3 separate regions of the Homo sapiens genome follow, and regions 2 and 3 are each linked to region 1. A link is a loop called in an ENCODE intact Hi-C map of the cell type or tissue named here. Cell type or tissue: CD4-positive, alpha-beta T cell. All regions are shown on one strand. Each heading gives the region's core, and the rest is flanking DNA. Links, peaks and the distances in the headings are about the cores only.

What was found. Hi-C counts contacts between places; a loop is a spot of excess contacts. Peaks named below come from ENCODE experiments on the same cell type or tissue, not always from the same donor. Only the 100,000 strongest peaks of a DNase experiment are listed, where the experiment ranks them.
Region 2: a loop joins it to region 1, with 2.7 times the contacts of the local background. A loop is called at or near these places in 2 of 110 quality-filtered maps.
Region 3: it touches region 1 in a loop (14-fold over the local background); 28 of 110 quality-filtered maps call a loop at or near these places.

The regions. Positions count from the first base shown.
Region 1 is chr21:45,816,093-45,826,778 of GRCh38, forward strand. All of the region lies in intron 4 of PCBP3 (poly(rC) binding protein 3), which reads left to right. Among named protein-coding and RNA genes, the nearest start is that of PCBP3-AS1, 15 kb to the right of the region's middle. RefSeq lists enhancers at 915-1,416, 1,417-1,916, 5,663-6,348, 8,534-9,126. In CD4-positive, alpha-beta T cell, for the core only: a CTCF peak has its summit at 4,670 (motif pointing left); DNase peaks (open chromatin) are centred at 3,059 and 4,659.
Region 2 is chr21:45,762,787-45,773,472 of GRCh38, forward strand. The region is part of intron 4 of PCBP3 (poly(rC) binding protein 3); the gene reads left to right. Among named protein-coding and RNA genes, the nearest start is that of PCBP3-AS1, 68 kb to the right of the region's middle. In CD4-positive, alpha-beta T cell, for the core only: no CTCF peak of the experiment used is centred there; DNase peaks (open chromatin) are centred at 4,545, 5,985 and 6,675.
Region 3 is chr21:45,474,038-45,484,723 of GRCh38, forward strand. It overlaps COL18A1 (collagen type XVIII alpha 1 chain), which reads left to right. Exons shown (of 42, transcript NM_001379500.1): 5 at 1,439-1,498; 6 at 2,314-2,443; 7 at 3,374-3,450; 8 at 3,713-3,928; 9 at 4,290-4,316; 10 at 5,865-5,927; 11 at 6,033-6,119; 12 at 6,430-6,483; 13 at 6,663-6,821; 14 at 7,926-7,988; 15 at 8,758-8,784. MIR6815 (microRNA 6815) reads left to right here and starts at 4,229; the gene lies at 4,229-4,289. RefSeq lists an enhancer at 811-1,311. In CD4-positive, alpha-beta T cell, for the core only: CTCF peaks have their summits at 4,232 and 4,432; DNase peaks (open chromatin) are centred at 4,244, 4,674, 5,184 and 5,473; H3K4me3 peaks cover 2,827 bases; H3K27ac peaks cover 3,170 bases.

The DNA.
Region 1 (10,686 bases), core at 2,081-7,080:
AGTGGTGAGTGAGTGGTGAGTGGTGAGTGAGTGGTGAGTGGTGGGTGAGTGAGTGATGAGTGAATCTGAAGGCCAGGACATTACTGTGCACTGCTGTAGACTTCATAAGTACTGTACACTTGGGATATGCTAAATTTATGATATAACAAAATTTATTTCTTCAATAATAAATTAACCTTAGCTTACTCTAACTTTTTTGCTTTATAAACCTTTAGATTTATTTTTTAACTTTTGACTCTTTTGTAATAACGCTTAGCTTAAAACACAAACACATTGTATGCAGCTACGCCAAAATATTTTCTTTGTTTTTATAAGAATTTTTCATGTTTAAGATCCCCTTCCCCTTCCCCCTCCCCGTCCCCTGCCCCTCCCCTCCCTCTCCCTCCTCCCCCTCCTCCTCCCCTTCCCCCTCCCCTCCCCTCCCCTCCCCTCCCCTCCCCTTTTGTTAAAAACTGAGACACACACACACACTTTAGCCTAGGCCTGCACAGGGTCAGAATCGTGCATGCCACTGTCTTCCACCTCCACGCCTTGTCCCGCTGGAAGGTCCTCAGGGGCAGTAACAGGCGTGGAGCTGTCCTCTGCTGTGATCACAGTGCCTGCTTCTTGACACCTCCTGAGAGACCTGACTGAGGCTGTTCTATGTTAACTTTTTTTTTTTTAATAAATAGAAGGAGTACACTAGAATAATGGTAAAAATATAGTATAGTAAATACACAAACCAGTAACACCATCGTTTATTATCATCGTCAGGTATTACTATTGTAAGTAATTGTACGAGTTACGCTCTGATGTGACTGGCAGGGCAGCAGGTGAGTTTACACCAGTATCACCACAGGCGTGGGGGGAGCCAGCTGCACTCCTTCCTAAGGAGGCCACAGCGTTGCAGGGTGATGGGACTTTTCAGCTCCATTCTAATTTTAAGGGACGGCTGTGGTATATGGCACGTCTGTTGTTGCCTGAAATGCCGTTGTGTGGCACGTGACTATATATGCTACGCTGTTAAGAATTTGGGGTGTTGTGTTTGTTGTTTTTGGTTTTTATTTCTGCAGGCATCTAATTTACCGAAACTTCATGTCATGGCTCGGTCGAACTTTGTCAAGGAAAGTCTTCACTATCCCTTCCTCTAGAACTTAACGTTGTCCTCCTCCTAAGGTGTAGCCTTTCATGGGTCTCAAGTGAACACCCTGGATGCTGAGTGAGGGGCCTCCACTGTGGCTGTGAGCAGTCCCCGCCTCGTGGTACCACATGACATTTAGCGTGTCTGTTCACCTCATACTCCCCAGTAGTTCTGTCTCTCTCTGCCATTCCTCATGGAGTCCTTGCGTGCACAGCATAGTATTTGGCCAACATCTTCCTGCAGTTTGGGGGCCCCGTCTCCTCTTAGCTCTTGCCTCTGCTGTCCCCATCTCCCATATTCCAGCTGCTGCCGCAGCCCCCATGCTTGCCTTTTGTCCTCAGCCCCCCAGCGAGGCAGCAGCTTGTGTGTGTGCTGCACTGCCGTGAGCAGCAACTTGACAGTGGACGCAGCTAGAAAGCAGCCGGCGAGGAGCTCAGCGTGTGTCTCCGCCGGGTGAAAGATCACAGTCCTGCACCCTGCTGTGCAATGCTCGAACACACTTGCTTCTTATTTCTGTCCAATTCTTAAGGTTTTTACTGTGGGATCATAAGTCCTTACTCCTTCATGGTTGGAATCAAAATCCAAAACCTTGTGGTTTCCATTTTCAGTTGATGATATCCTTATGAACTCAGGATTTATTTCACTTTTGAAAAGTTAATAGTCTTTATGTTTTAGGGCAATTGTATTCTACAATACAGAAAAATTATTGGAAAGTATAGAGCGTGCCACCTCCTCCCCTCATACAGAGCTTCTCCTGTTACGTACATCTTGCCTCAAGTGTGGTACAGTCAATGAACCAATATTGGTACATTATTATTATTATTTTTTGAGACAGAGTCTCGCACTGTCGCCCAGGCTGGAGTGCAGTGGTGCGATCTTGGCTCACTGCAACCTCCACCTCCCGGGTTCACACCATTCTCCTGCCTCAGCCTCCCGAGTAGCTGGGACTACAGGTGCGTGCCACCAAGCCTGGCTGATTTTTTGTATTTTAATAGAGACGGGGTTTCACCTTGTTAGCCAGGATGGTCTCGATCTCCTGACCTCATGATCTGCCCGCCTCGGCCTCCTAAAGTGCTGGGATAACAGGTGTGAGCCACCGCGCCGGCCTGGTTCATTGTTATTCACGGATGGTCATAGTTTGCATTGGGGCTCACTGTGTTGAACACAGGTTTTGACAAGTGTCCAGTGACACGTGTCCCTGTCATTACTGTGTCATACAGAAGAGCTCCACTGCCCCCATGCGCTTCACGTACTCACTCCTCCCGTCCCTGAAGCCCCTGGCAACCACTCATGTTTTTATTGTCACTATAGTTTTGCCATTTGCAGAATGTTTTGTAAGAAACTGCCACAGTTTTGTAAGAAACTGCCAAACTACCTTCCCAAGTGGTTGCATCACTTTGCAAACTAAAATCTCTCTAACCGTGAGATCTATTAGTCATGCTCCTTGGTATTTACTCAAAGGATTTGAAAACTTCAGCCTACACAACAACCTGCACACAGATGTTTATAGCAGCTTTGTTTATCATTGCCAACACTTGGAAGCAACCAAGACATCCTTTAGTAGGCAAATGAATACACCAGTGGTGCATCCAGACAGTGGAATATGATTCAGCACTACAAAGAAATGAGCTGTCAAACCATGAAGTGATGCGGAGGAACCTTGAATGCGTGTTACTTAGTGAAAGAGGCCAGCCTGAAAAGGCTGCATGCTATACGATTCCAACTATATGACATTCTGGAAAAGACAAAACTATAAAAATAGTATAAAGATCAGTGGTTGCCAAGAGTTGGGCGGAGAGATGGATGTGTAGGTGGATCACAGAGTACTTTTACTACAGGGAAAATACTCCGGGTGATGCTGTAATGGTGGATGCGTGTCATTACACATTTGCCCAAACCACAGAGTACAGCACCGAGCGTGAGCCCTGCTGTGAACTCTGGACCTGGGGGGTGGTGATGTGCCCACATGGGTTTGGTTGTGACTCATGTACTGCTCTGGTGGCGGGCTGTGGGGGATGGGCCGTGGGGGATGGGGGTATATAGGAAATCTCTGTGTTTTGTGCTCAGTTTGCTGCTCTAAAAAATAAAACCTAAACAAAGCAGTCGGAGTCCCTGAAGACTGTCCTGTGACAGAGCAGGAAGGGCTCCCTTAGCTCTGAGGGAAAGCGCTGGTTATGTATTTGCTCTTCTCCCAAGAACACACAGTCTAATTTTGATCCTCTTTACAGACGGGATGAAGGGCATGTTCATCAAGTAAGCGGATGCAGGTGCAGAGACCACACCTGGCACGACACTGCCGTTGGGCACCCCAAGGCCGAGGCCGGCAGCCACTGTTGTCCCCAGAGTCCATCTGGTTTCTAGAGTGGAAAATGGAAAGGGGTCAAACCGCCCACGCAGCCCTGAAGTCCTTGATGGTAGTGTAGATTCTACAGTCTTCCCCAGGTGCTATCTTGGCTGAGGTGGGGAAGGCTCCTGGGGACTGTACTTGGCCTTTTCTGCCTTAATATCCTGCTCAAGGCCGGGGCCAGAGGGCTTGTCTGGCAGCTGCTGGGCGCCTCTGTCCAGTGCTGTACCAGAACGTCTAGCAGATGGGTGTGCGGGCACAGGGCCTCTGCCAGATGGACTCGGGCCAAGCTCCGTCTGTCATGTTAATTGTGGGTCCATGATGGTGTCTGAGTCCCCTGGAGTGGGCAGGAGCTCAGGCCCCAGACCCAGCCATTGTCTGAAGGTCCAGGGCCTGGCCACTCACTCTGCCCATCATGCTGTCACTCCAGGCAGTTACTCAGGCCCGCTGGGGAAGGTGGGGTGAATGTTTGCTCTACACCGCAGGACTGTTGCGGGTCTTCCCTGGAGACTGGGTCTCCGTTTCAGCCACTGGCTCTGACCCATGGACCAGCTCAGACCTCATCTCCTCTGAAGGGAGTGGCGCTGGCCTTTTCCTGGCTCTCGGCTATGTGTGGGATGATGCTGGCCTTCTCCCGGCTGTCAGGTGTTTTTGGTGTGTCCATGTCAAGTGTATCCGTCCTGGGAACACCCAGTCCGGCTGCCATGGCAGTGGGCACCACGGGCCAGCACACCTTTGCTGCCTGTGAGGTCGTTGCGCCTACCTGGCCCCATGGGCCCCATTTTATCTCGTCGCTTTGCTGTCTGGGAACTTTGTCACCCACGGATAGGAGTGCCAGGCCCAGGAGGATGTCACGCAGTGTTGGCACTTCAGCTTGGCTGCTGTTCTCCCACAATCCTTGTGAGGGCCTGTGATGACCCAGGTCAGGATAGGACAGGTGGCTTGGGTTCTGCGGGCCACACGGTCTGCAGTGTGCGTGGCCTTGACCTGGTGCTGGAAGGCAGCTGCAGACCACGAGTCAAGGAGGGGGTGAGACTGTGCTCCGGGGAAACGTGGATTGTGGATATGGGCAGCCAGCGGGGCCTGCAGACCCCTGGGTTAGAGCCAAGCCCCAGAGGCACCTTGGTTTCTGAGAAGCCAGAGGAGGGAGTTCCTGGGACCTGGGGGATGACCATGGACCTCTGCTGCCACCTCGTGGCAGGGCTGACGTATCTGAGCCACGTCCTTTTCTCCCGGTTTAGAAATATCCTGGTGGGAGGCGCTTTTTCATCCTTGCAGCAGACAGGCAGCTCTGTTGGCCACACGATCTGGGCTGTGTGCCCCGCCTTCAGCAGAGGCCCTCAGGACCCTGCGGGATACAGCCTCGAGAGGACAGAGCCTCAGACTCTGAAGGCCACAGCAGTGATAGCACACCTGTGTCTGAGGAGTGCGTTCTGAGAGGAGACCCGGCCCCTCGTCCTTGTCCATCCATGTGGCTTCTGCAAAGCACCCTTGTCTTGCAGAGCCAGCGAGCCTGGCGTTGTGACCTGGGCTAACTTGGTACCTTTTCTCTTTTTAGAGGCAGAATCCTTTCTTGAGAACAGCATCTTTCAACTCTTGACCTGCTCCCCCTTCCCGGTTCCCACTTTTTGCCTGGCAGGCTGGGAGGGACCCCCTCTCCTGTGCAGCCTCTCCCTAATCCTGGATTCCGCAGGGGCTCCAAGACCCTCAGGGTCGCCAGTGACTCCTGGGTCACACTGGCCCAGCACACACTGAGCTCCAGCCTGATGTCCAGCCCAGGAGGTCCTCAACTGAGGTCCAGTACCCCCCTGCACCACGCTGTGGGCCCCGCACCCTCCCCCAACTCTTTTCTACAACACTCTTCCCCCTGCACCGTGCTGTGGGCCCCGCACCTTCCCCCAACTCTTTTCTAGAACACTCTTCCCCCTGCACCACGCTGTGGGCCCTGTGCCTTCCCCTAACTCATTTCTAGAATACTCTTCCCTGCCTGCACCCTGCTGTGGGCCCCGCCCCCTCCCCTAACTCATTTCTAGAACTCTCTTCCTCACCTGTCTCCCTGGTTCTTGTTCTGGCTTCTCCACGGGACCCTCCTGTCCTCCCGTGTGATGCTGACTGCTCGTGACATGTTGCAGCCTGTCTCTGCTCCCTTCCCTGCTCTTGTCACTTCTTGCTGGTGCTCTGTGGCTGTCATGCAGACTGGGGTTGGGGTTCTGTTCCCTCTACTGTACTGGAGCTCCAGGTCATGGGAGGCAGCAGAGCCCAGCCCTGGCCCTTCGAGCTTCCGTCCTGCAAGCACCGGCAGTGTCAGGGAGGCACCGCCCAGGGGAGGCTCCTCCTTAGGGTGCATTGTCACTCGGCGTTTCCGACACCTGCTCTCATCATTTTCCTACCTTCTCTTTCCTGACAACTTAGCTATTTATCAGACCCCAAAATCATGAGCCTTGAGAAATGATATTCCACATGCTCATCCTCTGGAGGACACCTGGAACTGAGCTTGCTTCCCTGCTCACCCTGGGAAGTGGTTTCACAATGTCCCTCAACGTGTGACTATCACCCATAGCCTCCGGTATCTCTCTGTGTTCAGTGTGAGGCCATTTGCTCGTTTGACCCTTTTGAAGGTCAGGAGAAGCTGGCAGGACTCCTGCAGGCACAGGCACCGGCACCGTCATCCTGGGAGCCATCGGGGTCCTCAGCCCCCACTGCAGCCTGAGCCTTTCCTCTGGCCGCACTGTCCATTTCTTTAGCTCCTCTTTTGCCTTTTCTGGGGCCTTCTCCGGTGTTCTGCGTTCTTTTAAATGTTTCATGGTTAAAACTGGACACATCCCCCAAGAAGCTATAAATCAACCATAGCAAGAACTGATCTCTTTCCAGGTGACTATAAAAATGATTTTTTAAAAATGGTTCTTTAAAAATTGTCAGTTAAGCAGATAACAGACCCAAGACAGGGCCAGGAGAGTGAGGGGCGGATATGGCATGGGACAGGGTTAGGAGAGCAAGGGGTGGACCTGGCATGGGACAGGATTAGGAGAGCAAGGGGCGGACCCAGCACAGGATAGGGCCAGGAGAGCAAGGGGCGGACCCGGCATGGGACAGGGTTAGGAGAGTGAGGGGCGGACCCAGCAGGGGACAGGGTTAGGAGAGTGAGGGACAGGGTTAGGTGCACGAGGGGCAGACCTGGCACAGGACACACCCATCTTGGTTGTGAGTTTCTGACTCTTCTTGGTTTTGGTGACCTTGACTGTCCTGAGCAGGACTAATCAGGCATTTTTCAGGCTATCCCTCTGCTGGGATCTGTCTGATGCTTTTCTCATGGGTACAGGAAGGGGCTATGAGTTTGAGGAGGAAGCCCCCAGAGGTGAAGTACCACTGTCACCCCATGGTATCGGGCACACCCTGTCACTGTGACTCACATGTGAGGCTGACCTGGGCCCTAGCGGGGGGTAAGGTCTTCCCCCTCCATGCTGTCCTCTTATAGGACATCGGTCTGTGCAACCTAAGGGTGAGATAAGATTGTAGTTTTATTCAACTCTTACTTTTAAAATTTTACAAGGACTCACATTGACGTAGTGGGTGAGATTAGAATTAGACTTTTTAACTTTCTGGCCTAAAACTGATTGTACTGGCACCTTTTGTGAAATGACCTCTGCAGTCCCCATGACCCCTCAGGTCAGTCACCTCTGTTCCCTGCATGTCGTCCTCCCCAGCGCCCGCTGGCATGGCTGCTCTGCTGTGCCAGGAACACAGGGTTTCAGAGTTTCAGAAAACGTCGGCCTTAATTCCTTCAGGGGACCTTCCACACTGTGCAGCTCCAGGAGAAGTCCTGCTGGGGATTCGGTTGAGGTGGTGTCTGGTCTCTTCATGAGTGGAAAGTGCAGCCATTTAACCCCCTTGACCTCCCACCCCAGGCGTGGACTTTCCGCTGTGCAGATTCCCTTTCATGTCCCGCAGAACCACGCGTGTCCGTTCTTCTGAGAGTTTTTTCCTGGTCCTCACACAGTGTGTGGGCTTGGCATGGGCTGCGATCTTTGGCTCTGTGATTCACTGACTCACCCAAAGGGGTGGCCGACGGGTTCCTGCAGGGCAGCTGTGGCAATTCAGGGCCCATGGGCCTGGGTTCAGGGATGCTCCTCAAAGAGTGTGGCAAAGGACCCCAGGCAAAGTAGGTGTTTTTTTTTTATTTTTTAATTTTTATTTATTTATTTTGAGATGGAGTCCCTTTCTGTCGCCCAGTTTGGAGTGCAATAGCATGATCTCGACTCACTGCAACCTCCATCTCCCGGGTTCCAGCAATTCTCCTGCCTCAGCCTCCTGAGTAGCTGGGATTACAGGCACCCACCACCACGCCCAGCTAATTTTTTTATTTTTAGTAGAGATGGGGTTTCACCATGTTGTCCAGGCTGGTCTCAAACTCCTGACCTCACGTAATTCACCCGCCTTGGCCTCCCAAAGTGCTGGGATTACAGGCATGAGCCACTAGGCTCGGCCTGTTTGTTTCTTTTAAATAAATGCTTCTCAATTTATAATGTGTCTTTAGTTGATTTCCAGCATCCTAAAGTGGCTATTTTTGATGGTTTCATCCCATTTGTCATTGTCTTGGGCAGGGGATGTGCTGAGCCCCTCACTCTGCCTCCTGGGAGTCCTGCCTCCTGCATCATTTCTCTCGGACACTCAGGACAAGTCTAAGGATCACATCACTGCCCTCAGGTGCAAGTCCCTTTCCAGAGCACATGTGCTTTTAGAACACTCCGAGTTTTGCTGTGTTTTAGATCTCATTCCCTTCTTTTTCTACATTTGTTCCATTGTCTAACTAAGAGACTCAGGGCATCAGGCAAGTCATGTCAGAAAGGTTGGCTTTAGAAGCCACATCCCAGAATTCCTAAACTTAATCATGGAAGGAGGGGGCAGACTGACAACGCATTCCCTATGTCCTCTAAAGAGATTTCTCCCGTTGGGATTGCTTTATCCCCAGAGGTGTGCTGTAGAACCAGCCTGTGTTCACAGTAAATCTCTGCTTCCGCAACAGCGGTGAGCTCTCAGCCCTCCCTGCCCTGGTCTTGTCTCTAGGGCCTGTGGGTCTTTGTGGACTGATGGTGTGGGTGGGTTTCTGAGGGTCTGCATGGACTCATGGTGTGGATGGGTTTCTGAGGGTGTTGGTAGCAGTAACGGTTCCACATGATGAAACCCAGATGGCTGCTCCCCACTGTGCATCCACCCGGATTCACCCGCTGCTTTGCTGGCTGATGTCTACAAGGACATAGATGGCCTGCATCTGGCGGGGGCTGCAGGAAAGCTGGCAGGACATGGGGCCATTAGAAGAGGTGTGAGACTGTCATCAGCAGTAAAAAGTGGAACAGCCCAGGGAGCCCTCTTGTGAGTTTATGGCTTAAAGTCCAAGTACAACTTCGTTTGAAAGAAATGCCTTCCTCCTGAGAAAACATTGACAAGCCTGCAAGCCCTGCACCCTGCAGGTGGGCAGCTGCAGAGAAGGGGCACCCTGGTACCTGGCAGGGGGCCTCAGCCCTGGCCTGCATACAGCAGGTGTCCCTGCATTGGCTCTGAGCTTGTGCCACACAGGAGGTAGCTGTGATGCCAAGCCCTTGCTCTGAGGTTCTAATTGCTGTGGTCTTGGTGGTTCAGGGATGTTTGCGAGCTCCTGAGTGACTCCGAAGTAAAAGCAAGGCTAGGTCACCACAGAATCTAGATGACATTCTCAGCGCCTTCCTGGGAGTAAGTGGCTGCCTCGGCCACTGCTGCCTGTCTGCATGGCTGCTCTGTGGAGCCTGGCCCTCCTCCCTGATCGTCATCTCTTAGGAAATGAGGCAAGGGAGAGTGTCCCCGCCGCCGTGGAGAGCCCAGGACCTGAGCGCTCAGCTGGCCCTCCTGTGTGACCCGTGTCCTGCCTGCCGCCCAGCACCCTTCTGTCTTGTCCCTCAACCCATGGCTGGTGATTTTGGGAGGGGTCTGCCACTCCTGGCGGCTCAACAGGCTCCTCCCTCCCAGTTGGCAGATCAGTGTCACCGTGGATGAGTTTCCTTCAGATTGTTTTTCTGTATTAGACGGAGGAAACCCTTTCTTATTTTTCAGGGCTCATATAGATCATTATTTCTTTTTGCATCTCAGTAGGAATTCTGCAATTCAGTAGGGAAATGCTGGAAACTGGGAGGAGGGAAGACTCCTCACTTTGTCTGGGGAGGGGAAGTTCTCTCAGGCAGGGCATCGAGGTTGCCCCAGCAGAGGTGGGGTTGGTGGTGGGACGTGGGGGCGCATGTGGAATCTTTCACAGGGAGGGATTCAGTGCATACAGTGACATGGAAATAAATCCAAATGACTTTTTCCTTATTTTAACTATTAGTATTAAAATACATTTACTTCCAAGTTACTACCTATGAAAGAAAAAAATATATAACTAAAGAGGAAAGAAAAAAGCAGTGAGGGCGGGGTGCAGTGGCTCACGCCTGTAATCCCAGCATTTTGGGAGGCCAAGGCAAGGTTGGGAGTTTGAGACCAGCATGGCCAACATGGAGAAACCCTGTCTCTACTAAAAATACAAAATTAGCCAGGCGTGGTGGCACATGCCTGTAATCCCAGCTACTCGGGAGGCTGAGGCAGGAGAACTGCTGGAACCCGGGAGGTGGAGGTTGTGGTGAGCCGAGATTGCGGCATTGCACTCCAGCCTGGGCAACAAGAGTGAAACTCTGTCTCAAAAAAAAAAAAAAATTAAATTAAATAAAGCAGTGAGAATGAGACAAGTCCAGGTGTCATGTTACCTCAATGCATTTGAACGGTTCAACTTTCCTGTTAAAAGACAGGCACAAGAGCTGCTCTGATCCACATAACGCAGGTGAATGTGAGGATAACTACACTCAGTGAAAGAAGCTTGACATGAATGAGTCTAAACTCTGATTTCACGCATGCAAAATTCTAGGTGTGTGAAGTACTCTGTGGTGACGTGAAGCAGATGCGTGGCCTTCAGCTTTTAGGAGGATGGAGTCAGGGTGCCTTCCCTGTCCTCCCCACCAGGCATGACAAAGGTGCTGGGTATTTTATATAAAACATGCATAAAAGATTCTGAAAGGTGGGAAGAAGAAGGCCAGCCAGCCACATACCTCAGGACCCATGGGACGACATGGTGGTGAGTTCCCTGGGTCATTTGTTCCAGATGGGGCACTGGACAAGTCAGAAAACTGGAAACGCCAGTGGGTACAGGCAAAAAGCAAACAAG
Region 2 (10,686 bases), core at 1,890-6,889, 53 kb before region 1:
GCTCTGCCTTTTTAAGAGAGATGTATCCAACAATCTGTGGGCATTTTCTCAAACCACCTCACTCTCATTGAGGACTTCTTGGATTTTCCACGTTCGCCTTGTAGGTAAGGCCAGCAGCAACCCTTCCAGGGGGTCATGTGAGCCATGGCTTTTCTGTCTCATCACTTTTGTGGTTACTTTCATTGCCTTTTCTTTTAGGATAGGTTTTCTCTAGGTAATTTAACTTAAAGGGACAGTAAGTATCCACATCTTCCTTGCTGCTTGTTTAGGATTGAGGTTGACACATACCTCTTAGAAGGCCGGACGTTTGGTCACTGGAGCAGCAGTGCTCGGCGACTCTCCGGAGGTGCCCCCTCTGGCTTTCCGCTCGGTCAGCTGAGCCGCACAAGCAGCAGTGGCGCTGCCCCTACATGGGGCATGCTTTGCAGGGCTGAGGTTTTGCAGTTCCCACCATTGAGGGCTGTAACATTTCTCTATTTCTGGCTTAGAATGTGTGTAGGATGATAATTATTTATTCAGCATTCATTCCGCTCACGCTGTGCTCCGACCACACACCAGGCTCTGCGTGCGGTGCTGGCACAGTCTCAGGACTCCGCTTCTCAGCTGTAGGGCTCAGGGTGCAGTGGAGAAGGCGCGAAGGGGCTGCCCGCGGATGGATTTGTTCCCTTGGCCTTTCACTGTTGCTCCTCTCACTCTCTTCTCCTAAACTCGGCGTAGAGGAGCATCCTCAGGAGAAACAGGAAGAGGCAAAGTTCACTGCAAAGTTTTTTTTGGGTTGAACGCCTGTAGGATAAGAATAGCAGAGGGCACCCCCAGATGAGATGCGGCCGTGGTCGAGCATCAGGATCGTCTGCCTGCGCCCACCAGTGTGGTCCGGGAGCAGGGAGGTGGCAGAGCCAGGGCCGCGCCCTCCCCGCGGGTCTCCCGTGCTGCTCGCTGGCGGTTGGTTTCATCAGTGCCCTGGCGAGTGTCGCTGGTTGCACGTGGGCACTGCCCACACAGAGCGAATTCTCAGGCAGGCCCCCTTCCTCTCTCTCCCCGGAAGCTGCTTCATGGCACTCCCTCCCTTTGCCCTTGGCCGTGGGAACCTCTAGGTTGATCACTGGGTCATTGGATCTGCTTTTAGTTAGCCTTGATTTTTGTCTGCATTAAACAATTAAATGAGCTTCTAATAATACGGTGTTTTGAATGTCATACATGGCTTTTCCTGTTGAAACATCTGCAGAAAAAAAATAGCTTTATTATTTGTGAGTGAAGCTGTCTAGCTCCTCCCTTTTGTTCTTAGTGAGATAATTGCTTTTGTAATACAAAGTTTCTCATTCTTTTTTTTTTCTTTTTTTTTTTTTTGTTTTTGAGATGAAGTTTTGCTCTTGTTGCCTGGGCTGGAGTGCAATGGCGCAATCTTGGCTCACCGCAACCTCCGCCTCCCGGGTTCAAGCGATTCTCCTGCCTCAGCCTTCCGAGTAGCTGGGATTACAGGCATGCGCCACCACGCCCGGCTAATTATGTATTTTTAGTAGAAATGGGGTTTCTCCATGTTGGCCAGGCTGGTCTCGAACTCCCGACCTCAGGCAGTCTACCCGCCTCCGCCTCCCAAAGTGCTGGGATTACAGGCGTGAGCCACCGTGGTCGGCCAGTAATACAAAGTTTCTTGAATTCAACAATTGTGCTATAGCAAAACAAGCTGGCTGTGTATTAGTTAACCCGCCAAGTGAGGGGTGCTGCATGTTCTGACCCTATTTCTGACCACTTCCGTTAACCCTGCTGCCCACCATGGAGCCTCTCTCAGAAACTTCAGCTGCAGGCTGAAGGCAGGGGGCTTGCAGAGAAGCTTTTGCTGCAGTTTTCTGGACGGTGGGCAGGCAGCTGTGCTTAGGAGTACACCTGGGGTACATGGAGTCAGCCAGCTCAAGAGTGTTTTCAAGCTTTTAATTTAAAACAAATCACAGAATGTAAAAAATAGCTTTATAATGTTAGTTTTCCATTTACCACATTCTAGCAAGGGAAAGAGTGGTGCCATCGTCTGTGTGCTTGCTAAGTGATAATTATAAGCGTGGAGACAGATGTGCGCTTCCTGGGAACGGGCTGGGGCTATGCCGGAGAAGCTTTGCTCTTGGAAGGGGGGAGGTCTGGGAGTTTGGCTGCAGAGCCTTGGAGCTGGACAGGAAGGATCAGTGGTCGAGGCCCCGGGTGGGCCATGGGGCCTGGGCCAGCCTGTGGCGAGACGTGGACTTGCTGCTGTCCATGTGTGAGTACAGCCCATAGAATGGACACCTGCTGGTGTGTGTGCAGAGGGCATGGGTGTGCCTGAAACAGCATGGTGCAGGGTCAGTGGGCAGCTGCTGAGTTGGGGATGGTGCCCTTTAGGGGAAGGTGGGGATAGACAGAGAGGCATGAGCAGATATCCCTGTGGACTTGGGTGACTGGGCACCAGGGTGACCCTCCAGGGGTGCCAGGATATCTGTGCTGAGAGGAGAGGGTGGCCAGGCTGGGGCCTGGGAAACCCTTCCCACAGCACCATCTGCATCATCAGGTTGGGGCGGGCATTGGCCAGATGAAAACAGGTGAGGTAATCAGATTTTTTGTTTCATAAAAATTATGGTCCTGAAGTGAAGTTGGTAGAAACAACAAGTTAAATAGGAGGACAGCTCAAATAGAGAAAACCCCTCAGTCACACCAAGTCAGCAGCTACAGTGAGGAGCTGCGAATGTGCTCTCCCGGCGGGCTGGGCCTGCCAGACCCCAGGGTGCGCGCTGCCCCTCCCCGTGGGGCTCCTGGGACTGGTGAGGGCACCGAGGACAGTGCCATGCTGGTCCTGGGAGGGTTTGCCAGCGCGGCTCTTCCATTGTCTGCCTTCCTGAGGGGTCGGGGGCTTGTCTCCTGGCTCCTGCCTCCTGGATGGTCCCTAGGAGGCCCCTCATGTCCAGACATCGGCTTCAGTTTAGGGCTATGGGGACTTCCACAGGGACGACTGTTCTCTGGAGTAACTGTGGATGATGTTGATAAGAAAATACAGAAACAAGTCATTCCTCCTGAATAAGCACTGGCGATGTGCTTCCTTCATGTTCCTGAGAACGGGGAAGGCTCAAATTTTGTTCAGTCTCATAATTGTGCTGAAAAATAATGTATTCAAGTGGACGCCTTCAGAAGTCTCCTGGAGCCTGGAAGGATGAGTGCAGTAACGTTAATGGTCAGTGATGTTGGATGTGGGCTACTGTGCCTTTTAAATGTGGAAATGTTGGCACAGTTAAAGCAGCATTTTCTCCCATGGTCTTGTCTCCTGTGGGACTGACGTGGGTCCGTACAACATCGTCATCCACGGCTTCACAGTCCCAGGCTGAGGATGTAGGGAGCAGCGGCATTGACCAGCCATCCTTAGTGAGGCGCCTGCCCTGCAGACTGGCCGCTGGAGTGGCTGGCCACGCTTTGATGTGTTGCTGTGCCTCACATGACTTTCTCCTCCTCAGATACCACCAGCGATGGACCGGATTGTGCCCCCAAGTTCACGTGTTGAAGCCCAAACCCCTAGTATGACTGCTTTTGGAGTCGGGGCCCTTGGGAGGTGATTAAGGTTACTGAGGTCATAAGGGTGGGCCCGAATTTGAGAGGACTATGGCCTTGTAAGAGGAGGAAGGGATGCGAGAGCTGTCTCTCTCTCTGCACCCATGTGAGGACACAGCAGGGAGGCAGCCATCTGCAAAACCGAGGAAGAACACCGGCACCAGATTCCAACCCAGCCAGCACCCTGATCTCCATTTCCAGCTTCCGTGGAAGCCCCCAGTCTGTGGTGTTCTGTTATGGCAGCTGAGCAGATGAAAGCACTTTTTACCTCACGGTTACACTTTTGGGAAAGCAGCCTGCAGTTGGCCTGTGTGAGCACAGGCCCCAGCAGATGCCCACAGATGTCCCCGTCACTCATTGGTCATTGAAAAGACTGGAGGGAAGAGGCCGATTTCCTCTCAACAGGAAAGGTGTGTAGCTGCCAGGACTCTGCCTATCCTGAGAGTCTCCTTTCTCCCTTAGGGCTTCATAGCCAGTTAACTTGTGCATTATTTAGAGCTTTTTCTTTCTTTCTTTAAAAAAAGAAAAAACCAAATGAGAAAGCCAACACAATCAACAACAACAACAAGAGTGGTATCATTACAGTCTGTCAGACACTGACTAGAAACATGTTCACTTTCACACACACACTCACTCACTAACACAGTACTCAGTTTTGACCCTGACAGCAGCTCTGTGAGGGGTCACTCCCCTCCCCCCTTTTAATTGAGGCATAATTCACATAACATAAACTGTGCCGTTTTCAAGTGTATAAGTCAGTGGCATTGAGCACAGTCTTCATGCTACGCAGCCACCACGTCTGCCTACTTCCAGAACATTCTCACCCCCCCAAAGTAAAGCCCTGTGCCCGTTAAGCAGTCCCTCCCAATCCCCCCTTTCCCCAGCCCCTGGCAGCCACTAGTCTAATTTCTGTCTACAGATTTGCCCATGCTGGGTATTTAATATAAATGGAACCACACAGCGTCTGGCTTCTTTCACTTGCATCCTGTTTTTGAGGTTTATCTGCATCATCGTAGCATGTGTCAGAATTTCATTCCTTTTTATGGCTGAATCATGTTCTGTTGTATGAATATACCACATCCACTTATTGATTAGTGACATTGGTTTTTTTCCTGCTCTTCGGCTATTGTGAATAGTACCACCATGAACATTCTTTTACAAGTTTTTGTTTGACACCTCTTTTCAGTTCCTTAGGAGTGGACCTGGGGGACACGTAGAGACTCTGTGTTAACTGACTGAGGAACCACCAGACCGTTTTCCACAGCAGCCGCACTGCACTGTTTTGCCTTCTTGAGGTGGCACTTTTTTATCCCCATTTTAAGAAATGGGGCATGGGGAGGTAAAAGGACTTGCTCAGGATAGGACAGACCTTCGTGGTGAGGCAGCTCTGTGCTGGCCAGTCGGGAGGCCATGGCAGGGTCTCTGCTCCTGCTCCGGTGCTCATGTCAGGCCCCAGGCCCCTGCAGGTGGTGCCCTAGAGGGCACTGACAGGCTCTCAGAGAGGAGGGGGCCTGTGCTGGTCCTGAGCAGGCAGAGGGAGGGCTGTTAGAGGGGCAGGCAGTGTGAGCAAGGGCACAGATCCTGCTGTTGTTTAGTGAACTCTAGCAGGTTTGTTTTTGCTTGATTGTTTGAGAAGGATGCCTGTAGTTTTAGGACCAGTGTCACTACCCACGTTGGCCACAGGCCATGGTGCCAGTGTCCTTGCTGCCACGATGCACCAGCTTCTGTCTTGCAGGTGGCTGGCTGCTTCCCTCCCAGCTGCACTGGGGCACACACTGTGGGGCAGTTGCCTTCTCACCCTTTGGTGGGGAGAGCCTGGGCTGTGGGGTGCCTCTGTGTGTGGCCGTGTGGTGCCTGCTGAGGCCTAGCCCTGCGTGGGCCTTTGCTGATGCTCCCTGCGTGGGTGGCAGTGAGCCACCCTCACGTTTCTCAGCGAAAGCACTTGGACAAGATGAAGGTTTCCAGCACTGCGAGACTCTCACGTCTGTTATATTGTGTTATACTTGGCTGTGGTTTTGCTTACAGTAAATTCCTGAAGGCGTTTCTGTTGCTCAGTGGAAATCACTGGCAGAATTCTTGTTACTGAGCATCAGACTGTGGGGCACCGTCATGGTGTCTTAGGGGTGTCAAAGCAGATGCATTTGAGGGGAGATGTATTCACATTTTCCAGTATATCATTACCACATTCTTGTGTGATAGCTTCCTGGTAATTCAACTTGATTTAGTGTAGTACAGCAGCACAACTTTTCCTTTCTGAGTTGTGGAGATTTAAATTTGTTGAGCAAAGGAAACACTGAAGAGGACTCAGAACACTCCAGTTGAGTGCACACACTGCATGAAGCTGATGGCTCTGCCTCCTGCTACTTTTACCCCATTGCACTGGTGTGCTTTGCCCTCCCCATGGTGGCAGCAGGCTTTCCCAGGGCGCCATCTGCAGTTGGAGGCCTGGCTGAGGACGTGCTGTGCCTGCCCTGTGAGCAGGGAGCCAGGCACCCCTGGCCTGCAGTGCTATCGTCCCCTCGTCTCCACGACAGGCACCTCTGCCTGTTCCGTCTGACTCGGGGATGCCAGAGCTCCAAGGCGCAATCAGGGCATGATGACCGATGGCAGGAGGTGAGCACGTGTCAGGACTTCCAGGAGGACGGTGTCTCTGCTTCTCTGTTCAGGGCTGTTTGGGGATTGTTACCAGAAGTAAGGTTCAGGCTTTGTGTGGCACTGGCTACAGACTGCATTGCCTGTGCTGACTTAGCTCAGCCTCAGCCCCTCTTTCATTTGTTTCTCCACTGAATCCTTGTCTTCTTGCATTCACTGGGCATTGGCTAAGGCCCAGCTCAGTTCCAGGGCCCCACAAGACACTGTGGGTGGCATGAGATGGGTGGGTTTTCCCACAGTGCTCTCCCATGGTTATTCTGTTATTTGAATTGAGTGTACACAGGTTTCTACAGTTGAGGGAGTGTTGGACGACCCATTCCTCAGGGTAAAACTCGCCCTCCCAAACCTGTCCCTGAGTGCAGGTGACAGTGCGTGCTCACCATTAGAAGACGCGGGTGCTCACGCAGGGCTGTCTGCTGCCTGTGCTGGGACTGTGGGCGCATCGCCTGTGCGTGCAGCTGGAGCACCTGCGTCTCTGAAATGAAAGGGATCTTCAAATGGGCGGCCCCTACTGTGCTTTGTTCAGTTTAATTCTTAGAACCGCCTATCCAGGCCGGTCTTGTGTTCCCCCTACAGAGGAGAGAACTGGTGTCTGGACCTTTTAGGTGCCTTCTCTGAAACTCTGGGTTGGCGTGCAGGCCAGCCTGCCTCTGCCCCACCCATGGTTGCAGGTTCTCTCTGGGGTCCTAAAGTCCTGCATTTCTGCCTTGCCAGGTCTTCACTCTGGCTGGCCGTCTCTCGTAGGCAGGCCTCTGGAGTGTAACTAGTGTGTGATATTCAGGGAGGGAAAATGGGCCGCTCGTTTCACAAGTGATAGAAATGTGACGTGACATATTTCAGAGAAAGCTTAACAGTACGGCAGCTCTGTGACTCAGCCCAGCAGAAACTGCATCTCTTGTTAGGAAAAATACACTTTATTATTGAGTCTGTGGGAAGACAAAATGGAAGAAGAACTTTTCTGGACATTGTTTAGCCTGCAGGAGGTTTTGTTTAGCCCTGAGGCACACAGTGGGCCGTGGAGATGGTAGTGCTCACCACCACAGGACATGGTGAACGCCGGGGGGTTGGCAGGTGGCGGCCTCGTGTTGGACATGGTGCATAATCGACGGCGACCCGGCCTCCCTCCTTGTGTCCGTCTGAACGGCGCCCCTGAACTCCGCCGAAGGGGCGCCTCCTCTCCCCTGAAGTCAAATTAGCGAACAGAAGATTAAGAATATGGAAAGTAAATGAAATTTTGATCATTTCTTCTCATGATTACAGTTCCTCTAGACTTTATCTAAAGCTATTTTGAAGCCAAATATAATTTTTTATTCATATTTCCTTTTCTTTTTAGACTATCGTTTTACAATTTTTAATCTCTTGTTTCATTGAGTTTTTCTTTTCCTTCTTGTCTCTGAAAGCACATAGCAGGCCATTGACTAAAATAACCTGTTTCTTTTTGTGCATATTTCTGAACATGCATTCTTCTACCTTCTGCTGTGTTGTTGTGTTTTTCTTCATGTGGCAGAGATTTTTTTATGGCTTCTGTGTTTCTTTCTTTCTGTTTGCTGCTCCCTGAAGGAGAAGTCAGTGCTGGTCTTGCCTTCTTCCCAGCGTGCATGTATGGACATTTTCTGCTGTGAGCCCTCATTTTTCACCGGGATCTCCTTTAAGGTTATTCGGACCCTGAGCTGGATGTGAAAGTAGCAGGAGGCAGAGCCATCAGCTTCATGCAATGTGTGCACACCAGTTCTGGGTCCCCCCCAGCCTTGTGGGGTGCTGAAAGGGGGCTTGGTGGCCTCTGGTCCCATGTGGCACCCTGTGTGGCTGGGGCCAGCCTCTGCAGCCATGTATCCCCAGCATCTCCCTCACCCACTGCCTCCATGGCACACTGCTTTTCAGGAAGGGCAGGAGAGGGGCCTCTAGAACCCGCTGCCCATGCCGTCACATGGGAGCTTGCGGAGGGCCCTGCATCTGTGCTTTCCAGTGGTTTGTTTTCCTGATTTCTTCAATCAATTCAGTGGAAATTTGGGAAAGATGGAGTGTAAACATGTGTGCCTGAATCACCTGTCTCCCTTAGCCAGTCCTCATGTCCTGGCCGGAAGGCCTGCTCTTCCTTCCCCCTGGCTCAGCCAGGGGTCTGCATTGCTGTCCATTGATAGAATTGTTGGTGCTTTATGATCCAGCTGCTCTTGTTGCCTTGAACCAGGATTTGAATATTGTAACATTAAGTTTTTTGCATGTTTATGTCCAGTAGATTATGTATTTTGAGACTAGACAGTGGGCTAATTAATATTCCACACGGGGTCCCATGGGACGCATGTTCATGATGAGGTCACTAAAGTTCTGTCTCAAGCACATGGTGGGCGTTCAGTAAAGACTTAGAGATTTCGGTTGACCAGACATTTAGCATTAATTAGCAGTTTAGTGTGGTGGGTGACTGAAAAGTAAATGTAAGCTTTGAGCATTTTCAGAGCATCATTTTGTCTAAAATTAATCAGTATATTTCACCGTCTTAACAAACTAAAAACGAAAAACAGTATCATTTTAGAATATGCAGTGAGATCATTTGACAAAATGCAACACTCCTTTCAGATACAAACGTTCAAGAAACTGACAATAGAAGGAATCTTCCTCAGATGCATGGTATTTATGAAAAATCTAGAGCTAACCTCGTATTTGATGGCGCAAGACTGAATACTTTCCCCTAAGATGAGGAGTAAGGCAAGGAAACCTGCTCTCATCTCTTCTATTCAGTATTTTACTGGAGGTTCTAGCAAGTTCAATAGTCAAGAAAGAGGCATTGGAATTGAAAAAGAAGAAGTAAAACTGTCTTTCCTCTCAGTCAGCATGTTTGACCCTATAGTACCTACTGCAGAATCAAAACAAAGCTCCTGAACTAATGAGTAAGTTTATCAAGGCTGCAGGATGTAAGATCAGCATACAAAAATCAATTGTATATCTGTATACCAGCAACAAATAATTAAATATTAAAGTAAATTATTAGTTTTTTGTTAACCTATTTATTTAATTATACAAATTTATGGGACACGTGAAATTTTGTTACATGTGTATAATGTGTAGTGATCAAGTCAGGATATTTAAGGTGTCCATCACCTGAATACAATATAGTTTTGTTAAATACATTCACCCTACTCTGATATTATTGGGTTTATTCCATCTATCTTACTGAAGGTTTGTAATCCACTTCCTTTCCTCTTCATCCTCTCCCCTAACCCCCATTCACCCTTCCTAGTCTCTAGTATTTATCTTTCCATTGTGTACCTCCATGTGATCAAATTTTTTAGCTTCTACATATAGGTGAGAACATAAGATATTTGTCTTTTTGTGCCTGGCTTATTTCACTTAAGGTAATGACTTTGAGTTCCATCCTTGTTGCTGCAACTGACATGGTTTTATTCTTTTTTAAGGCTGCATAGTATTCCTTTGTGTATATATACTACATCTTCTCTATCCATTCACCCTTTGATCAATACTTAGGTTGATTCCATATCTTATTATTGTGAATAGTACTGCAATAAACATAGGAGTGCAGGTACTACTTTGATATACTGATTTTATTTCCTTTGGGTAGATACCCAGTAGTGGGATTGCTTGATTTAATGGTAATTTTATTTTTAGTTTTTTTGAAAAATCTCTGTACTGTTTTCCATAGTGGCTGTACTCGTTTACATTCCCACCAATGATATATAAGTATTTTCTTTTTCCTGCATCCTCACCAACACCTGTTATTTTTTTATTATGGCCATTCTATTTTTAATAACAGCCATTCTGAATGGTTCAAGATGACATCTCATTGTGGTTTTGATTTGCGTTTCTCTGGTGATTAATTATGTTGAACATTTTTTTCACATACTTCTTGGCTGTTTGTGTGTCTTCTTTTAAGAAATGTCTATTAAGGTCCTTTGTTCACTTTTTAGTGGGACTATTTGTTTTTTTCCCTTTTGATTGAGTTCCCTTTATATTCTGGATGTTAGTCCTCTGTCAGAAGAATAATTTGCAAATATTTTCTCCCTATTCAACAGGTTGTCTTTTCACTCTGCTGATTGTTTTCTTTGCTGTGCAGAAGCTTTTTAATTTAATATAGTTCCATTTGTCTATTTTTGTTTTTGTTGCCTATGCTTTTGCGGTCTTAGTCATAAATTCTTTGCCTAGACCAATGTCCGGGAGAGTTTTCCCTAGGTTTTCTTCTAGTATTTTTATAGTTCCATGTCTTACATTTAAGTATTTTTATAGTTTCAGGTCTTACAGTTAAGTATTTTTATAGTTTCAGGTCTTACATTTTAAGTATTTAATCCATTTTGAATTGATTTTTGTGTATGGTGAGAGATAAGGTCGAATTTTATTCTTCTGCATGTGGCTATCCAATTTTTTCCACCACCGTTTATTGAAGAGGGTGTCCTTTTCCCCCAGTGTAAGTTCTTGTCAGCTTTGTTGAAGATTATGTTGAACATTTTTTCACATACTTCTTGG
Region 3 (10,686 bases), core at 2,311-7,310, 340 kb before region 1:
TCAGGGCCAAGGTCTATGACAGGAAAAGTCCCAAAATATACCACTTGGGGCACTGGGAAGCTGCGATACCATTTCTGTGCTCTCCTGTAGCACCTCAGAGCCCTTCCTTGCCCTGAACTTTCCCATAAAAACAAATACAAAGCATGATATAAACACCAGAAACCACCCTCCATGGCAGCTGGTGAGACAGAGGATGTGAGGCAGCTCAGCAAAGTGTGTGTGTGTGTCTGTGTCTGTGTGGTGTGTCTCTGTGTCTTGTGTGGTGTGTCTCTGTGGTGTGTCTGTCTTGTGTGTTGTGTGTGGATGTGTGTGTGTCTGTGTGGTGTGTCTGTCTTGTGTGTTGTGTGTGTTGTATGTGTGTCTCTGGTGTGTCTGTCTTGTGTGTCGTGTGTGTCTGTGGTGTGTCTCTGTGTGTAGTGTGTCTCTGTGTGTGGTGTGTCTCTGTGTGTGTGGTGTGTCTCTGTGGTGTGTCTGTCTTGTGTGTTGTGTCTGCATGTCTGCATGGTGCGTGTGTCTCTGTGTCTGTGTCTGTGTGTTGTGTGGCGTGTGTGTTGGTGGGGTGTGTGGAATCACGTGGTACCCAAGGGGAGAATCCCCCAGCCCCAGGTGTGAGGAACAGCAGGGAATTCTCACTCAGGGGCCCAGATCACAACATGCCCCACGTGAACATGGACCCACAGCCTCGCTCCTGGGGGCGTGGGCAGGAGACGCCGTGGACGTGGACCCACAGCCTCGCTCCTGGGGGCGTGGGCAGGAGACACCGTGGCTGGACTGTGGGCAGTGTGTGAACATCCATGTTACTTTCATGCTTTTTCTTTATTTTGCCCAATAAGCCCGTTGTTTTTGCCTGGAACATGCCAGAAGACGCCAGATCGTTCACATGGCGGCCATGACAAGGCTGCGCCCTGGGACAGCTTGCTGGGTGCGGGGGGTCGCCGAGGCGCCGCACCCCTCCCCTGGCCTGTCTTGCCCTCAGGGGTCAGTAGCGGTCCCTGAGGATGTTTCTCCTCCGGGTTTTCCTGAAGTTTAAAACATCCAGCCGCCTTGGCGCGTGTTCGGCCCAGCCGGGCGTGCGCTGGGGAAACCTGTGCGGGGAGCATCTGCGGTGCGGCCTCCTCCAGGGCAGGGCTCTGGCCAGAAGAGAGGAGCGCGTTCCCCCTCCCGCCTCCGCATGTCTGACCACCGGCCGAGGCAGGTTCAGAAGCGTCACTGTCCTCGACCCGATTGGACACGACTTACTGAAGCTCAGATGGTGCCTGGGCAGGGAAGGCCAGCGTGCCCACCCCAGCGGCCCCCCGGAGAGCACCAGAGAGGGCTGGACGAGGCGAGAGGGGGCCTGGAGGAGGCGAGAGCAGCGTCCTTTGCTTCCCAGGCCTGCCGGGCTCGGGGCCTGGCCTGGCTGCCATCTCTCCAGCCTTTCCCTTTTCAAACTCCTCAGGCATCCGGAGACTCTGGCAGCGGGCTCGGGGACGCCCGGGAGCTTCTCAGGGAGGAGACGGTGAGTAGCCGGACGGGGCCCAGCCCACGCTGCAGGGTCCCGGGAGAGCCCCTCCCAGCAGTGGGGTGACACATGTGCACACGCAGGTGTGGCTCCAAGAGCTCCCTCTATGCCACGAAGACATATTCCTGGCTGGGGACAGGGATGCTGGGCTGGGCAGACGCTCGGAGCCTGGGCACAGGCCCCGCTCCGGCCCTGCCTGGCCGCCGCGTGTCTCTGGTGAGAGGATATTCCTTTAAAACGAGGTCCTGCCCTGCACACTCCTTGGTCTTCGAGGCAACCTTGGCCTTCCCTTCGCCCCATCCCTCCGTTAGCTCGTGCGTGGCCATCAGGGAATGAACGCGTGTGTGAGCCTGACGACCAGGAGGAGAAGGCGGCGCAGGGAGCGCGCGGAAGGCTTTCCCCAGCTCGGGCCACCTGAGAAAACACAGGAGGGGCGGGGAGTGGGGAGGCCCCAGCCGCGGGACTGAGGCGCGGTGCTGTCCGTGAGAGACGGGTGCGGGAACGTGTTCCCTGCGGGGACCCTCTGCAGATTCACATCAGCTTCCCAGCATGGCCTGTCGGGCGCCGGGAGGCCTCTGTGGTGACGGCAGGCGCGGTCCTGGGTCCTGGGGAGCCGGGGAGCCCACAGGCGGCCACACCCCTGCGGCCCACGGAAGGAAGCCCCTCGCGCACGGCCCTGGAGCACCCTCCTGTTTCAGAGGATTTTTCTTTATCTTTCTTGCGATCTTAAGTATTTCATTTCACAAACCAAGCAAGTCTCCACCGGGCATCTGCCGGCCGAATAACAGGCCACCTCCCCTCTCGTCCTCCAGGGCGCGGCCCTAAAACCCAGGCTCCCCGCGCCACCCCCCGTCACCACGCCACCCTTGGCTGGAGGCAGCAGCACGGAAGATTCCAGAAGTGAAGAAGTCGAGGAGCAGACCACGGTGGCTTCGTTAGGAGGTAAGCTCTTTTCTGGATGTGGTGTGTGTGTGGTGTGGGGTGTGTGTGGTGTGTAACGTGTGTTTGTGTGATGGTGAGGTATGTGTGTGATGTATGGTGTGTGTAGTGTGTGGTGTATATGGTACATGTGTGTGTGATATGGCACGTGTTTGTGTGAAATATATGGCAGGTGTTTGATGTGTGGTGTGTGATGTGCATGTTTGTGACATGTGTGATGTTTATGTGATGTGTATGTAGTGTGTATGGTGCATGCATGTGGGCATGTGTGTGTGCAGTGTGTGGTGTGTGTATTGTGTGTGGTGTGGTGTGTGTGTTGCGTGTAGTGTACGTGTGTGGTGTGCAGTGCATGTTGTGTTGTATGTGATGTGTAGTGTGCGTATTGTGTGTATGTGTGTGATGTGCATGTGTAATGTACATGTGTGTGATGTGTATTATGTGTTTTGTGTGTGTGTGTGTGTGTGTGTGTGTGTGGCAGGTGGGGAGATGCCGAGGCCCGGATGGTGGCTCTGGGTACAGGCTCTGGGTGTTCACTGTGCTTCTCTTGCAGGATTTCTGTTGGTTTTCATTTTTATTTTAAGTAAAAGTTAAGAGGGAAAAAGGAAAAGGGACAAAGCATGCTGGGTGATAAGAAGGCATTCTGGGGGGCCAGGGTCTCTTGTAACAAATTCAGGAAGCATCTCCCAGACTTCAGCTGTCATTGGCTTAGATGGCCACACCGGCCTCACTGTTGATTTTAAATTCTGTCTCCCTGTTGCCTTTGCCTGGGAGCTGGAGCTCAGGGGAGTGCGGCCTGAGGCTGGGGATCTGACAGTGTCCAGCCGGGCTCCAGGACTGAAAGCGTTTGGGCTGCCGGGGCCGTCTGGGGTGCCGAGAGCAGAGCTGGGGCCACCCGGGGGGCGTGACCGTGGCCACCTCTGCTTCTCTTCCCAGCTCAGACACTTCCTGGCTCAGATTCTGTCTCCACGTGGGACGGGAGTGTCCGGACCCCTGGGGGCCGCGTGAAAGAGGTAAGGCCACCTCCCTGTGCTCCTGAACCATTCTGAACCAGAGCACCTGTGGCCTTTTGGGCCACTCACTGGTGAGCCCTGATGAAGCCCCTCTGTGCCCGTGCCTCCTTTGTGCCCAGCACTCGGTGCCAGCATGCGTCCACCCTGCGTGTCCACTGTGGGAAGCAGCCCAGCCTGGGACTCTGGAGGGCGCAGCGGGACACGTGGGCAGGGTGTGTGGGGCCCCACCCCAGCCCGAGCCCTGTGTTCTGTTTATTCCCAGGGCGGCCTGAAGGGGCAGAAAGGGGAGCCAGGTGTTCCGGGCCCACCTGGCCGGGCAGGCCCCCCAGGATCCCCATGCCTACCTGGTCCCCCGGGTCTCCCGTGCCCAGTGAGTCCCCTGGGTCCTGCAGGCCCAGCGTTGCAAACTGTCCCCGGACCACAAGGACCCCCAGGGCCTCCGGGGAGGGACGGCACCCCTGGAAGGGACGGCGAGCCGGTGAGTCCTCACGTCCCCCCGAGTCCGGCCCGGTCTGGAGGGTGGGGGCTTGGGTAGGAGGGGGAGAGGCTGCGGCCGACATGGGAGTGAGCTGAGCTGGGATCGGGGCAGGTCAGCAGCCTCCTTAGGCCCACCGTTGCTCGGGGTTGGTGCTGGAAGGTGGTCAGACGTGGGAGGCGGAGCTGCTCAGACACAGCCCTTGTGGGTGTGAGGAGGCTCCTGGCGCGGGTGCGAGGACATCGGGGGAAGGCGTCTGCCGCCTCGTGGGGACTTGGAGCGTGGGGTGCATTTCCATGTAGACACTGTAGGTGGCGCCGGAGGAGTCATTTCCCATCACTAATGGCTTCTCTTGCACACCCAGGGCGACCCCGGTGAAGACGGAAAGCCGGTGAGTCTGCTTTTCTTTCTGACCCCTGTGTTATCTGTGATGTTTGCTTAGACCCCAGGGCTTTGTTGCCAGTGACACTCTTTTTAAACGCGACCCAGTGAGGAGACTGTACAGCAAAACCATTTTGAAAGTGGAATTTTGTAAAGAAAAGATGAGTGTAACTGTTGATGGGAAATAGCAGTTATGCATTTGTGTTGAGACATTTGGGCCACAACTACCATGAAGAAGGAAAGGAAGTGAGAAAAGGCAGAGCTTCCAAACCCTTAGAGGGAAGACGCACAGCAAAGAAAAAGGAAGTCGGGCGGGGCAGGGGGTGGTGCAAGTCGGCGGGGGAGGGAAGCACGGGGCGACCTGAGACTCTGTGAAGTCCGAGCTTCGTCGCAAAACACGCAGTTCAGTCTTTAAAAATCAGCAAACACCGTTTCCAAGCACAGTAATGACGTGATCGACTGCGAATAAAGACCTGGGAACAGCCTGCCCAGCAAATGGTAACACTCGGCAGAAAGTGGGGCCGTCACGAACGCTGGACAGGAGGGTTCAAGTTAAAAACAGTCTAGAAGGTCTGAAAGGACAGGGAGGGCATCTCATGGTGCCCACCGAACGGTCATTACCGACCGCCTGGCACCCCACAGCCAAGCTGCCTGCGATGAGGACCACGGCAGACAAAGGACAGTCGGCTGGGGGGCGGCACGGGGCCCACCCACTGCAACAGGGTACACGCACGCGTGTGAGTGTGGGGTGATGATCCACGGGGCCCACCCACAGGGCACACACACGTGTGTATGTATGTGCATGTGTTTGAGTGTGTGAATGTGTGACTGCGCGTGTGTGTGGGGGGGTGAGGATCCACACGTACACATACCACACATGCACACACAGCACATATCACACACCACACATTACACACCACACGTGGACACATGCACACACATTACACACATGTGTGCACACACCACACATTACACCACACGTGGATACACTTGCATACACACACTACACACACGTGTGTGCACACACACCACAGGTGGACGCATGCACACATGCTACACGCACGTGCACACATCACACGTGGACACATGCACACACACCACACATTACACATACCACACGTGGATACACACATACACATACCACGTGTGCACACATGTGCACACCATGGATTATGCACACCATACATGCACACTCACACATCACACATACATATCACACATGTACACACCACACTCCTCACACACACACCATGCATACCACACACACACACACATGTATGTAACACCCAAGCACCAGCTGTTGTGGAGGCCTTCGGGGAACCTGCTGTGACCTCCCGAGGGATGCTGCCCGCAGCTTCCCCCAGGCGTGGCTGGCGAAATGGGCTCAGGCGGGAGACAGTCTGCTGGGCCTGGCGCCCTCGTACTTTCCGGGCCCCAGAGACTCCCCTGAAGGGCTCAGCTCCCGTCCGTCCCCTGCTTGGGGGAGGAGCACTGAGAGTGCTGGGTGCGGCCCATGGTGGTGCCTTCCCTGACCGGGCCCCCGGATGTTGTGTTCCAGGGCGACACCGGGCCACAAGGCTTCCCCGGGACTCCAGGGGACGTAGGTCCCAAGGGCGACAAGGTGAGTCTCCGTGGCTGGGTGGGGCCCCTTCCTGTGTTGGCCCTTGGCTCAAGGTGGGGGCTGTGTGCGTGCCCAGGGTATGATAGGCTTGTCTTGTGTTCCCAGGGAGACCCTGGGGTTGGAGAGAGAGGGCCCCCAGGACCCCAAGGGCCTCCAGGGCCCCCAGGACCCTCCTTCAGACACGACAAGCTGGTAAGTCCCGCCCTTGGCTTCCTGCGACCCGGGGTCTGCCCTCCTCAAAAGCAGGCACTGCCTCTGGCCCAGAAGTATCAGCTCCACCCTCAGGGGCTTGCGTGGGGTCTTGGCTGAGCTGAGGGGTCACAGGTGTGGTGGGAGCCCCCATCCACCTGCCTTCAGGCTTCTCTGGGGGCAGCAGAGGGGCCGTGGTTTCTCAGCTCCTTGTAGAAACAGCTCGATATGCAGCTTGCGGGGCAGGGGCCAGGAGTAGGCCAGGCGGGGGGCCGAGCTCAGGGCAACGTGTCTCTCCGGCTCTTTTCCTCAGACCTTCATTGACATGGAGGGATCTGGCTTCGGGGGCGATCTGGAGGCCCTGCGGGTGAGTGGCCCTTAAACTGCAGCGCTGCCCGATGTCTGTGCCCATGAGGAACAGGCCATGGACCCCCAAGATTCAGCTGGGGTCCTGTGGGGGGTGGGGATGAGGCCCGTTCTGGGGGTGGTGGTCATCCCTGGTGGGTGCCACATGGGCTGTGACTATCTGTGTTCGCCCACGTCCAGGGTCCTCGAGGCTTCCCTGGACCTCCCGGACCCCCCGGTGTCCCAGGCCTGCCCGGCGAGCCAGGCCGCTTTGGGGTGAACAGCTCCGACGTCCCAGGACCCGCCGGCCTTCCTGGTGTGCCTGGGCGCGAGGGTCCCCCCGGGTTTCCTGGCCTCCCGGTAAGTCCTGCCTCCACCGTCAGTGTCGGGAGCCCTGTCTGCTGGGAGTGAGGGGTGAACACCCCACATGGGAGCCCCTGCCCCGCCTCAGGCCTCCCCAGTCCCCGCCTCCTCACCTCATCTCCTCTAGGAGCTGGCGGGCAGTTGCTGACTCGGGGCCACCCTGGGGTGTGCGGAAGCACCTGAGTGGCCACCCCATGGTTCTAGGGGTGCTGACCAGTGGGGGTGACCGCAAGCAAGGCCTCCGACCTCTCTGGCCCTGTGGGTCCACGGACTGCACAGAGAGCGTCTCCATGAGCAATTCCCATGGGTGGGTGTGGGAGGGCCGAGGTCAGCATTGCTGGAGGGCCAGGGGAGGGAGGAGCCTGCTTGGCCAACGCGGCTCGTAGGGTCTCAGGTCCCCACGGCAGGCTCCCCACCAGCTCTGCCACACATGACGGGCAGCAGGTCATGACTGGCAGCAGGTGCCTGCCCCACCAGCTGTGCCACACATGATGGGCAGCAGGTCATGACTGGCAGCAGGTGCAGACGTGGCTGCTGTAATTGGGTCATGCTGCACTGGCATCCCGTGGCCTGGGGTCACTCGGTAGCATGCCATGACGTGCAGGGCAGGGAGTGTGGGGTTAGGTCACCCATGACATGCCCCTGCCTCCGTAACAGTCCCTACCTGAGCCAGCCAACCCTACCGATGGGCATTCACCGTCACCATCGGCTCTGAGGCCTCTCTGGGTGCCGCATGGCAAGTGCTCCCCAGAATCCATTCTGAGGGGAATTTGGGCTTAAAGAACATGCCTAATCCATATTCACGCATGTGGCCAGACTGCCTCTCAGAGGGAGCAGCGGCTACCCCAGCCCTGGTGTGCAAGCATCTTCCCGCCGTGGTGCTGTCGGCTCTGCCATCTCATCCTGCCAATGTGGCCGCGAAACTGCGGGCTACGCAGGCTGTGGGGTCTCCCGTGAGCCCTGGGACTCTGGCCCTGTGTCTGGGGAACGTTCTGTGTCCTGCCTTCTGGAAACCTGCGGAAGCCCAGATAACCTGTTAACCCAGAAATCGTTTTAGTGGCCGAATGCCATCAAGACCCACTATGCTCTGCTCTCCCCCAGGGACCCCCAGGCCCTCCGGGAAGAGAGGGGCCCCCAGGAAGGACTGGGCAGAAAGGCAGCCTGGTAAGTCTTCCCTCGAGTCCAGGGTGAGTGGGAACCAGCACCACACCATGTGGCCCGGGTCCGGGGGTGCCTGGTGACGCCCGTGAAGGGGAAATGCCAGGAATAGCCCCCCATCACAGCCCCACAGCCTGGGGCCTCGCGCTCTGGAGGTCACCCTGACCTGGGCGGCTGGGGCTTGGGTAGAAATTCATAACCCTGTGATGATGAGTGGACTCACGGGTTTTAAGAACATGGGCACCCTGCGAGATCTGAGATCTTACTCCAAGCTTCCACGTTGGTTACGGGGCAGTGGCCATGAGCCTCTGTCGGACTGACGCAAGGAGCCGGGGCCCCAGGCGTTTGTGGGTGGACCTGGCGGGAGTCGCCTGCGTCTGGCCCCCTGGGGAGCGGTCTCCAGCATGACCTCAGATGAGAGCTGCACTGCTTTGGACTGAGCAGGGGACGCGGGCTGTAAATGCCCCTCACTGCTCTAAGCCTGTGGCTGAGCTGAAGGGCCCTTCTTGGGGAGGCATCCAGGCCCCAGGCCCCACGTGTAGCCAGGTCCAGCATTGGGACCAGGCTTGGCGTCCCTTGTGGCTTCCCTTTCAGGACCCCAACCACACCAGAAAGGGGGGATGACAGCGGCAACAGCCTCAGAAACTATTAAACCGGCACAGGCAGCAAAGCAGGGACCCGGGTCGGGGCACAGTTCCTGGCAGGGCGATGTGCCTTCCTCTGTCCACTGTGCTGCAAGTCTGATTTTGTCATAATCCTGCTCTTTTCCGTACAGGGTGAAGCAGGCGCCCCAGGACATAAGGTACAAGCAGAATCCCTGGCACATCAGTCCCCTGCCCCTGGTGCCCACTCAGTGCTCGGACCCCCAAAGAGGGTGGCAGCCCCACGGTCGAGAGAGTGAGCTCTCTTGGGGCTGGCCTTGACCCCCACTCCTGCCATCTGTCCATCCGTCCTGCCGGAATCGCGGGCAGCAGCCTCTGTCACTCTGGCGAGGTGGCTTCGGCCCTTGTCACTTTTGTGATGTGGCTTCCGCCGAGCTCTGGTCTGCCGGTGAACTGAGAGTAGACGCGCCCTGGAAGCTGAGCTCATCTGGAAACAAGCTCCGTGTGGCAAGCGCGATAAAGCAGCTCCAGGAGCTTTGGGAGGAGGGGCTGGGCCACAGCAGGTGGAGAGGCTGCCCGTGGCCTGGGGAGGGCCCTGAGCTGGGCCCCCCAACATCCCCCCATAGGGGAGCCCCATCCACCCGTCCCGCAGGCTCATGAGCATCTGGGGGCACTCGGAAGGAGCGCTGAAGGCAGCCCGGGTGTCCTTGGCGGCCCTGGCCTGGCCCAGAGTCTGCTCAGACCCTCTGGACTCGGGGCAGCTGCTCTCCATGGACCCAGCCTTCCTTCGGGCAGCCTGAGGTCTGGGCCACAGCCTGCTTGACCAGACAATTTATCTGACACCCCCCCAACGACCCACTTCCTCCTTCTGTTCTGCGGAAATTGAGCTGGAGGAGGAGCTAGAACCCTGCAGAGGAGGGGCTGGGAGCCGGGTCTGGGCCTCCAGTCGGCATCTGTGCCGACCCCACCACAGACGCCCCCGGAGGTGCCCTCGAGGATCCAGGCTTCCGTGGGCCGCCCACTCGAATCATGTCCAAAACGTCAGGAGCTCCTCACCTTGGCTGGACGGGGTTGGCACTAACGGGGAACTTTCCCCAGAACATGGCCAAGCTCCAGGATGGGGGTGATGAGGGAAGGAAGGCCAGTGGGGAGAGGAGTGAGGAAGAGGACAGCTGCGAGTCAGGTGGTGAGAGCACTTGGAGAGGCTGAGAGGACATGGGCTGGGAGTGAATGCATGTGCACATACACACACACACCTCTCCAGCATATGTACACATGCACACACACACCTCTCCAGCATATGTACACATGCACACACACCTCTCCAGCATATGTACACATGCACACACACACCTCTCCAGCATATGTACACATGCACACACACCTCTCCAGCATATGTACACATGCACACACACACCTCTCCAGCATATGTACACACACACACACTTCTCCAGCATATGTACACACACACACCTCTCCAGCATATGTGCACACGCACACACACCTCTCCAGCGTATGTACACACACACCTCTCCAGCATATGTACACGCGCACACACCTCTCCAGCATATGTGCACACACACATAGGCACACACATCTCCAGCATATGTGCACACACACCTCTCCAGCATATGTGCACACACACACATAGGCACACACATCTCCAGCATATGTGCACACACACACCTCCAGCATACATGCACACACATGCACACACACATCTCCAGCATATGTGCGCACACACATACACGCACACACACATCTCCAGCATGTGTGTACACACACACACACCTCTCCAGCATATGTGAGCACACACACACCTCTCCAGCATGTGTGCACACACATGCACGCCTCTCCAGCATATGTGCACACACACACATGCACCTCTCCAGCATATGTGCACATACACATAGCCAGCACATGTGCACACAGCTCTCATGTATGTGCACGTGTATCTCTAGCATACATGCACACATGTATCTGGTGTATATGTGCAACACATGTATCTGGGGCATGTGCACACGCATCTCTTATGTGCACATACACACACATGTATCTAGGTATGTGCCCACGTTTTTCTAGCACACATGCACACACATCTC